Regions from separate parts of the Homo sapiens genome. Here all the other regions are linked to region 2. A link is a contact called in ENCODE Hi-C data. All regions are on one chromosome and are shown on one strand. Each heading gives the region's core, a stretch centred on a gene start or an enhancer-like site at or near the end of the contact. The rest is flanking DNA. Distances are from core to core; before and after follow the strand shown. Region 1 overlaps ARHGAP15 (Rho GTPase activating protein 15). Region 2 holds the start of ZEB2-AS1 (ZEB2 antisense RNA 1). Region 3 holds the start of ARHGAP15 (Rho GTPase activating protein 15).

Region 1 (3,143 bases), core at 462-2,961, 1.4 Mb before region 2:
TCTTCCTTTCTCATTATATTTGACATTTTTGAAACTGAGTTTTATTGCACTCTCTCAGCTTACAGAGTGGTCGGGGAAATTAGACTTAATAGAGATGTAAAAGCCACAGGGAGAAAACAAAAGGAAAGTGAAATGGAAGGAAACTGAAATTAAAATGCTATTTTGGTAAATGGCTGCTGTGGTGGAGACAACAAACAATTGCAATGCGAGTTAATTACTGACCTGTCAGGAAAGTGTGACGCGAAGGTTGTGGCACACATTACTGGAGCTACCAGGACCACAACTCATTTCCACAGGGGAACAGACTTGTTCTACCACAGATCAACATAAGATCTTTCCAGGGGATAGAAATGAATTTCTCGGAGAAATACTATTTATCTGTGGAGTTGTCATGAGCTCTTAGCAGACCTGGAGAAACAGCTCCTCTAATACATGTAGAGCAGGGAATGGGGTTGTGTCACCAGAGAAAGTTTGTGCATGTTTAGGCAGAGGGGACCTTCGCTCCTCGTGGTGGACCTTCGCTCCTCGTGGTGGATGTGCTAAATATACAGCTCCCTTGCCATGGAGTGAAAACTCAGGCTAACACTCATGAAATGGGAATTCCCTGGGTGTATGGCCATTTCTTGCCTCTGAGATTTTACTCACAAAACTCTCAGTGGCAACCTATGTCTTCCAGAAGCATCCTTCTTTTAGGGAAAAATATCAAGTACCTATCCAAATCTGAAACTCAAGGAAGACTATTCTCAAAGCAAAAATCCCTGAAAATTCTAAGATTGTGATAAATTTGATCTTTTTTTAATGAGAAGAAGATACAGGGCTTTTGGGAAATAGAAATATGATATTTTTAACCCTAAAATATTATATGAATCTCCAAGCATACTTTAATATTAGCCTCAGAACACAGAAGAAACATTGTTTTCTTTCTGCCTCTAACTTATAATAAAATATCCATAGTTTATTTACTCTAAGAAATATTAGCAAAGGTGAGTTACACATTTTTAAAGTAAGAAAATTGGTCAAAGACATTTTCTTCTTTGCCAGGCTACATACACTGGCATAAACTAGGTTCCATATTTGTTTTTCATTTATACATTCAACAAACATTTAAGTCTCTATTGTTTTGTCAGGAAGCAGAGGAACATTTATAAATGATTAAACAGAAAGACTTGCATGATACATACCTAACGTGGCTACACTATGATCATTTTATCTGCCAGATTTTCTTTACATTTCTTGTTACCTTTTCTTTCCATACACAATGTCCACTTGATTTGTGGGTCTATGGCGAAATCAAGGATGCTGGGGGGTGTGGGCCCTGAGTGCCATCCTAGAGTTATTCTGAACAGAATGTGACACCAGGGGATGGTGTTCAGTATACCCAAGCCTACATTTTCTCTACTCAGCAGCATAAAGATTATATCATAGTGCCTATCCAGTTTTTCCCAGCTCAAAAATTACTTAATATATTTTTACTTTTAATGCTGTTGATGTGAAAGAGATGTCAAAAATACACATTCTAACTCAAAAGGGCAGGCTGCTGAGCTTTAGTGTAGTTAACAGAATGCAACAAATAATTGGGAGAGCAGCTATGAAATTTATGATTAGATGAAATATCATGTTCACTCCTATTTGCAGTATGAGTAGGAAAATCAAGCCCAGAAGCCCAGGACACCATCGAACCACGTAGTTTGAGCAGAGCCAAAGTTCGTGTTGCTCTTATGAAGTGCATTCTCATTACTGCTTCCTGTTTTTAAACAGGATTGAAAGGAGAACTAGTGCAATATCACAAGGTATTCTTGCTCTTCTGTTGGTACACGTAAAATCAGGAAGTCTAGAGAATAGTGAAGCCAGTCTTAAGTGATTTACATTTCAATTTCTAACTCAGGGATATTTATTTGGAGAGTTTAGTAAAATCAATGGATATCTCAAACACATGCAAAATGAGCCAGTTCTTCAATATTTTCATTAGTCATTCACCAGTGCTCTGTATGCCTCCTGTAAGAACATAAAAACACAAGGCATCAAAGTTTTCTCTAACAAAATTTAATAGTAACAATAATGATGATGACATGAGTGGGTAACGTGTTCTAGGAAGAACAAGGGGAATACTGAAGAGGCACATAGATCAAGCAAAACCTAAACTTAATATGATTTGAAGTTAATAAGCCTGATATTACTAAATTACATAGAAATAAGCATAAGCAAATATTATTGATTTTACAATCTACCAAATCTAGAAAATTGAAGGTCAGTGAGGAATGAAAACATGGGTGGAACAACAGAATATAATTTAAGATTCCTGTGAATATTTTTGGAATAATAATGCAGAAAGACTCACAAAACTGGAGTTCCTCGTTCTCTTTGAGAGAACACCCTGAAATTAATACAGATATTCCTGGAAGAACAACCACTCCTAGGTTCTGGAAGCCAAGTCAAGTTGGACTCTGGGGTATGAGGGTTTCTTTTGAGTCGATGTTGAGCAGGCTTTGCAATGGAGTTTCTTCCCTAGAACCTTATTTCATAAAGGCTAAAAAATAAGACCACCATGGAAGGGATATTGCATCATACAGCTCTAGGAGGCACCATTTTCCAGAATGCAATGTTAATGTCCCATCCCCAGTCACAAATCCTACCACCTCTGAATTTATGTAAGGGCATAAATAGAGTGGACTGATCAATGCTCTTCTACTCTAAGATAGTTCTTTCATGTAGCCAGAAGAGTTTCCAGTTTGAGATTCAGTTAAATGCTTCCTTGAGAGTTAAGGGAAAGTCTGACTGATATAACATTGTGTTAGCTAGTCTAATCATACCCCTCCCATATACATCTAAGTGATTCAGAGGTAAGAAAGAATGGATGATGGAAATTTTTATAAATTTTGACACTGTAGTTAGATTAAGCCTAAGTGAATGCTGCAGTGGGTGCTCTGGCAGCTGAAATATGAAAAGGATTATAGGGTGTCTACTAGAGAAAAAACTGTTGGGATGTAGGCAGGGGGAAACTGGGGAGTTGAAAGGGAATAAAGAAAGGGCTCTAAGTGGGACCCCAAAACAACTTGCAAAATATGGCCTAGAAACAGCCCTGTCTAATTGGAATGAGAGGTTCCTAACGGGATGAATCAGAGGAAATCGTCTCTGAACCCACA
Region 2 (3,108 bases), core at 276-2,775:
CCCCCTCGCCACTTTGACAATATTTACTTAAGTATTTCCCCCCACCTCACTCACACACATGCTCCCCCACACTGGTTCCCTTAAATAGTTCCAGTAGAATTTTTTTTTTCCCTTAAGAAAGGAAAGAGAAAGTCCAACCACTACGGCAATACTTTTAAGCTCTACTAAATGATCGTATCCTTTCTGGCTTCGAAACTTTTGTACCTAAAAATCGAGAGAGGCGCTGCATTTTTTCAGTTGAAACTGTCAAAACTTGGAGAAGGGGGACCTCGGAGGCAGGCAGGAGAGGAGGAGAATCCTGAAAACTCGGTGGAGGTTGGGAAGATGCTGTGCCTCGAGGATTAGTTTAAACAGGGGGCTATAAAAGATGTAACAGATGCAAACTGTAACACAAGGGCCATTAACCCTTTCTCTGCCGGGCACACTCAGTCCCCACGCCCCACACCTATTGTCTCCTGTGCTAGAAGCTTTGCAGAAAACCTGGAAAGTGAGTATCAGTTTCCACACATTTGCTGAGAGGGGTGAAGGGAGGGGGGCAGAGAGAAGGGGAAGTGGATATTTTAGAAAGCACCTTAAATTTACCTAGGCATACATAGTAGGAGACTTTTAAGTTTGACATATTTTATCATTTCTTTCCTTGTCCTATTGATTTGAAATTGTTAGGGGAAATCCTGAAATAAAGAAATGGTCACACAAGTGTCTGGGATGAAACAGCTGGCCTGTCTATATTCATCCTGAGACACACGACTGCATATAAATACATGTTTAATAAAGTAAGTTGCTAGTTTTATGGGCATGTGTGTGTGTGAGAGAGAGAGACAGGGCATTTGTGCTGTAAACTTTATCTTTGCCTGTTACTCCTAAGTCTGGAGTTAGTAATCTTGCCTTCATCATTACAGGGGGAGCATGTAAAATATATCAGTAGGTGGGAGATAAACACATTCATGTTAGCCGGGCTCATCACTGTTCCTGGGAACTCCTGCTATCTCTCTCTCGACTTTTCAGTGCCAAAGTATGGAATGGGATATATGTGTGTATGTGTCTTCTATTAAATCCATGTCTATATTACTTTGCCACTAAAAATACAATTTTAAAAGTTATCCTAATTTAAAACCCTGATATCCTGACAGCAGTTTTCTTCCCAGCTGTAGTGCCCCCCCCTCCACTTTGGTAAACGACTCAAGTTCCATGAGGACTTTCACTTCTTTATTTATAATCACAGAAGTGAGGTGTTACTTCACACACATACACACACAAAGAATGAAATAAAGAAATGAAACTCGCTAAGCAGACAAAAACAGACAACTTTCTGCTTAGAAAACAGCCTTCTCGGTGGGAGAGGATGAACTGCCATGTCTAAGAGAAAGACTTGCCCCCGAATTTGTAGGTCTGTAACTGACCAAGTTTTGTAATTATTAACAGGTATTTGCCAAGTCCTAATTGCTGAATATAATGAATTGGAACTAGATGCGAAAATAGAGCAGGACCTCTCCCCTTGATGAGTTTTTATTCCAGCCATATAATTCTCAATAAAACTTTTCCTGGGCTGGATAGCAAAGGACACCTTTGGTTACCTGAATGAACAGGTACAGGGGAAATTATTTGGGGGAGGGAAAAAGGAGAGAAAAGCAAGGAGAGAGAGTGTGAGTGTAAGAGAAAGCGAAGAAGCCACTCTTGAGAAAAGCTTGCCATAAAGGAGCTAAACCCACCTGAAATTCCTACCCACGGACACCCCTTCTCACTTCAGACTCACATCCCCACTCAAAATGAGAAAATTAGAAAAGGAGGATGGAGGACGAGCACACCAAAAAGGGATAAAAAGAGAGAAAAGGGGAGGAAAAAAAACCTACCTGCGAAGTCTTGTTTGTAGTTTTGGCCAGAAATGGTGAGAAGAAAAAGCATGAAGAAGCCGCGAAGTGTGGGGGAGAAAAAGGTGGAAGCGAAGAAACAGCTCCCGGAGCAAACTGTACAAAAACCTCGCCAAGAGTGTCGGGAGGCAGGACCGTTATTCCTGCAGAGCAGGTTAGAACTGATCTCTTTCGGCCACTCCAGGAAACACAAACCTGGGGACGGACTGACGTGTTACGCCTCTTCTAATGACATTTTTTTCTTTTTCTTTTCTGTAGGAGAGAGACGAGAGACCCTGAAACACGCGCCACCTATCTTTGTGGGGAGGGATAATTGAAGCGCCCTGAGCGTGAGCATCATGTGAAAACGTGATCGCCAAGTTTCTCTCTGGGAAAGGATCTGGGATAGATTATACCTTGAAGTCTCCGCAAACGCTTTAGTGGAAGAAATGAAATTCCACCTCCCTCCCTTCCTCCTCTCCCTCCCTTTCGCCTTCGCCTCCCTCCCCCCTCCCTCCCTTCTCCCCCCCTCCACCCCCCCCTCCCCGCCCGTCAAGCCTTTGGCATCATTATCCTCATCACTAAATCCTACAGAGTACAGGGCGGAAAACGGTGCACACCATTCACAGAACTGGAGAACTCCAAGGGGCGAAAGTTAAAGGGAAAGATCCCGGGTCCTCAATCCAGATAGTCTCTTCTTATACAGATATCTCTAATGACCAGATTTGAGATGCACATCAAATTGTGTAGGTATCTCAGTACAGCTTCTGGAACAAAGTTCTCTGCCCTTTCTCTTATTGTTATTTTTTTCTTTTTAGGTACCAGAGCCAGAAAAAAAAATGCTGCATGGGAGCTGCATCTTAGGGCATGTGTATTAGGGTGTGTGCATGATGAATTTCTGGACTGGATCCCAATATTAAAAAGTAGTTTGGCATTTTAATAAAGGGTCTCTAAGTAAATTAAAATAGAACACTCGGTTGGCCGATCTCTGAATCTCTCTACACCTCGGGGAGACCTCACTACAAAGTAAGGGAGAGTGTGTAGGGAGGCAGGAGGAGAAACGAGAAAGGCCATAGAGAAACTTAGCAGGGAAGGGAGAGCATGATATTAAACGGCATGGGGTCTAAGTTTTGGAGTATATATTTTTTGATATTACAATTAAAGTAAGATTAAAAAGAAAAGACTCCACCTTTGCTCTGAAGGGATTGGTTATGCAAATATGGAAGGGATTTCCTGGAGAATACAGCTTTCTACTGTATGG
Region 3 (3,112 bases), core at 506-3,005, 1.4 Mb before region 2:
GAGCGAGACTCCGTAAAAACAAGCAAACAAAAACAAGGAAAGGCCTAATTTATTTTCCTTGTCCTAGACTTCTGAGTCTAACTCAGATTTACAAAGGCTTAAATCAAGCAGAATGTACTGAAGTTCTCTGATGCTTCTTAGGAGTTATCAACATTTCCCAGCTCATGCTAATTTATATATCTACAATTCCTTATGATATACAAAATATATACATCTATTTACTTATCGTGTTCCCCAAGATGGATTTTTTTATGCGGATGTTTCATTACATGGATAAATGAACTAAATTTCAGAGAACTTAAGTAACTTGGCCAAGGTTAAGTGAATAGCAGTGTCAGAATTAAGCCCGGAATTCTGCTTTCCTCACTTTTAATATTATGAACTTTCCATTTTCTCTTCGGTGTTAAGGAGAAGCATTCAGTACAAATCTTCAGGACTCTAAACACTTAAAAAGGTCCTTCCTGAAATGAGAACTGACAGTGAATTCTAGGGTCAATCTGAAATGTGATTTTTAGAAAAAGATCCCAGAGAAATTCAGTTAACTGATAGGGACATGCCATCCCTAACTTGGGCCATATCCACCAAATCTATTTTTAAAGATTGACTTTTAGTATGCCAAACATTCTATACCACTGAGCTCTATTACACAGATTTCTAGTCTAATTGGTTTGTATGACAAGAGATTGTGATTTAACTCTCTCATATATTTGGAAGGAAAGCTTTTCCTCTCTTCCTTTTATGATTAAGCTGCAAATCTCACAAAACCAGCCAAGCCTGAAAATCCAGGAGCTTATTCTTGAACTCCATGGCTCAATAAAGATGCACATCCTAGAGTTATTTCTGAGACCCCTTACAAATATGTCTTGGGTTTGTTGAAGTTTGACACAAGAGGGCATTCAGCAGCATGCCAAAATGATATTGTTTGGATCCTTTATTATAATATATATTTTTTTTCTTTTTAAGTCAGACCACACAAAGAATCACTCAGCTAGAGCAAAAGCTCTTCAGCAGGTTTCAGAACTGCTTAGGAAATTGCCAGAGTGGACACATCCGTATGAGAGCCACAGTCACAGCAAATGCCACAGGGTGTGTTCGACGAGCATGATGAACACCTGCCTTTTCCCCAGATGCTCAGATGGCGGCGTGGCTCTGGGCTGTGTTTTCTGAAGTTCTAATGCAACCCTCCCAAGGCCTGATGAACCTGTTAACTGGATCAGGTTTTGGTGGGTCCTTTCATGAATGAGGCAGAGGCACCAGCTCTGTGAATTGGAGGTGGCTTCCTTGCTTCCAAAGTCAATATGCAGAGTGTCCTGATAGCATGGGAGCATCTCAAGCGTAGCCAGCAGAGTAGACGCTTCATTTTTCAGCCCTTGCTAGAAGGCAGAGAAAGAGGAAGTTTCTTCAGTGCTTAGCAGTCTGCTCCTCCCACTGATGAATTTTTAATCACACATTTTCCTCCCTTAAGTTAAAATTGATAAAATCTCTATACATGTGTCTTGTTTGACAATTGATAATAACATTGAAAAATAACAATATTGTTGACTATACAAGGCAATTTCTTCAAATTGAGTAATGATGTGATGTGTGTGGTTAACTGTCTCTACCCAGGAAGTGGTTTTATTTAAAAGTTTTGTGCTCACCCCACCCCCCGCCTTTTTCTTCCCCCAGTACTGAAATTAAGCAGCATCCAACACAGGCCTACTCTTACGACATGTGACTTTACTGTTTTCCGTTTTTGTTGAAAGAGTCATTAACAGTTAGGAGTTGATGGCAGTTTCAATAACAGGTCATTGCCGAGAAAAGGTAAGTTTTAACTTTATATTGTACATGAAATTTAAACTTGAACATGTTCGGCAGAGTTTCCTACATTTTGGTGTGAACATATAAACATTTCTACAAAATATGACGCTTTTACCTGTGATTAAAACATTGGCTGGTTTCCTTTGATGTAGAAAAGAATGTTCTTTTCATATTTGCAGCTGTCAAATTCCAATGTCTTTTACTAAAATGTTATAATAATAAGATGATTTGCTAAGATTTTGTACTAAAATGTTAAAGACAGAATAAGTTATAAAGTTTTAGTTTGAAGTGCATTTAAAAATAACTACTAGAAATAATGTGAGACTTTGCACCTTTAACCAACTGTTTTATAAAAATATGTATTGTTCAACATCCAGATAAGGAAAGAGAAAAGGGTATAACAATGAGAAATAGCTTGAATTTCAGTGTGAAAGATACTCACTTTAAAGCATTGTATTAATGTTAGCACTAAAAACCCTTAAAAAGGTTACTATGTAGCTAATTAAAAAGCAAGGAGCTTTTAAAATGTAAAGGAATACTGTCTATCATGACACTTGAAATTTTTTTTCTAAATTTCATTTAAGATATAGGGTGAAATGAGTGTAAGTTTCTAATTCATAAGCAAACTTTTATATTTAAAAAAGAAGTCACAGCTGATTTCATTGAAGGTTACTCTGAGAGGAGAGGCAAATTAGAGGTATACTTTTGTTATTTATGTAATTATATAATTTTCCTTCTTTGAAATATTCCAAAATAATAAACCTTAGAAATGAAAAGGATTTGTTAGTCCTAAACTGACATGTAATTTTCTTTTATATTGACTTCTTGCTTTTACAGAATGTCTTTGTGTGCTGTAACATATGTGCAGAAAACATCAAAATATTGCTAATCTCAGAGACAAATACCTAAAATAAATCTGACTGTAGATTTTTGAAAGAATTTTAATAACAGCCCAAGATATGATCCATTCTTCCCTAATATTATTTTTATTGTGCTGCTGGATGGGAGAAGTGATGGCCCCCACAACACCTATTTTTTGTGTTATTAAAAAATGGTTACAGGGTTGATAAGTGGCAACAATTTTCTTTTCTTTTATTGTCTTCTATTGAAAGACACACATAAATGTTTTTTGACATGGTCAATTTAGTAGGAAATTATTAGGCATAGTAGTACACTCCATTTTAAGACCTCTTCAATTGTCAATACTGAAGCTAGCTACTTGTTGACTATTAAAATGATCACAGAAAAATAGAGATTAGGACTTGGTGTTCAATACATTTTTTATTGTTAGCATGTAAGAAGACCCTGGTAA

Evidence for each region. A loop is a pair of places that touch in the nucleus more often than their neighbours do. Pooled maps may share reads with other maps.
Region 1: a loop to region 2 is called in a pooled map, with 8 times the contacts of the local background. The contact joins the enhancer-like site here to the promoter of ZEB2-AS1 in region 2. A Hi-C loop is called at or near these places in 5 of 37 single-sample maps with no recorded cell type and 2 of 50 pooled maps.
Region 3: a loop to region 2 is called in a pooled map, with 5 times the contacts of the local background. The contact joins the promoter of ARHGAP15 here to the promoter of ZEB2-AS1 in region 2. A Hi-C loop is called at or near these places in 1 of 168 maps with a recorded cell type or tissue (natural killer cell), 5 of 37 single-sample maps with no recorded cell type and 11 of 50 pooled maps.

The regions. Positions count from the first base shown.
Region 1 is chr2:143,148,745-143,151,887 of GRCh38, forward strand. The region is part of intron 1 of ARHGAP15 (Rho GTPase activating protein 15); the gene reads left to right. Among named protein-coding and RNA genes, the nearest start is that of ARHGAP15, 21 kb to the left of the region's middle. RefSeq lists an enhancer at 62-121. Within about 2 kb of position 1,712, at least 6 of the 41 ENCODE cell types and tissues checked have a DNase peak (open chromatin) inside an H3K27ac peak, as active enhancers do.
Region 2 is chr2:144,518,089-144,521,196 of GRCh38, forward strand. ZEB2-AS1 (ZEB2 antisense RNA 1) reads left to right here and starts at 1,526. Exons shown (of 4, transcript NR_040248.2): 1 at 1,526-1,586; 2 at 1,871-2,022; 3 at 2,127-2,197; 4 at 2,666-2,811. ZEB2 (zinc finger E-box binding homeobox 2) reads right to left here and starts at 2,031. Exons shown (of 10, transcript NM_014795.4): 1 at 1,851-2,031.
Region 3 is chr2:143,127,664-143,130,775 of GRCh38, forward strand. ARHGAP15 (Rho GTPase activating protein 15) reads left to right here and starts at 1,756. Exons shown (of 14, transcript NM_018460.4): 1 at 1,756-1,803.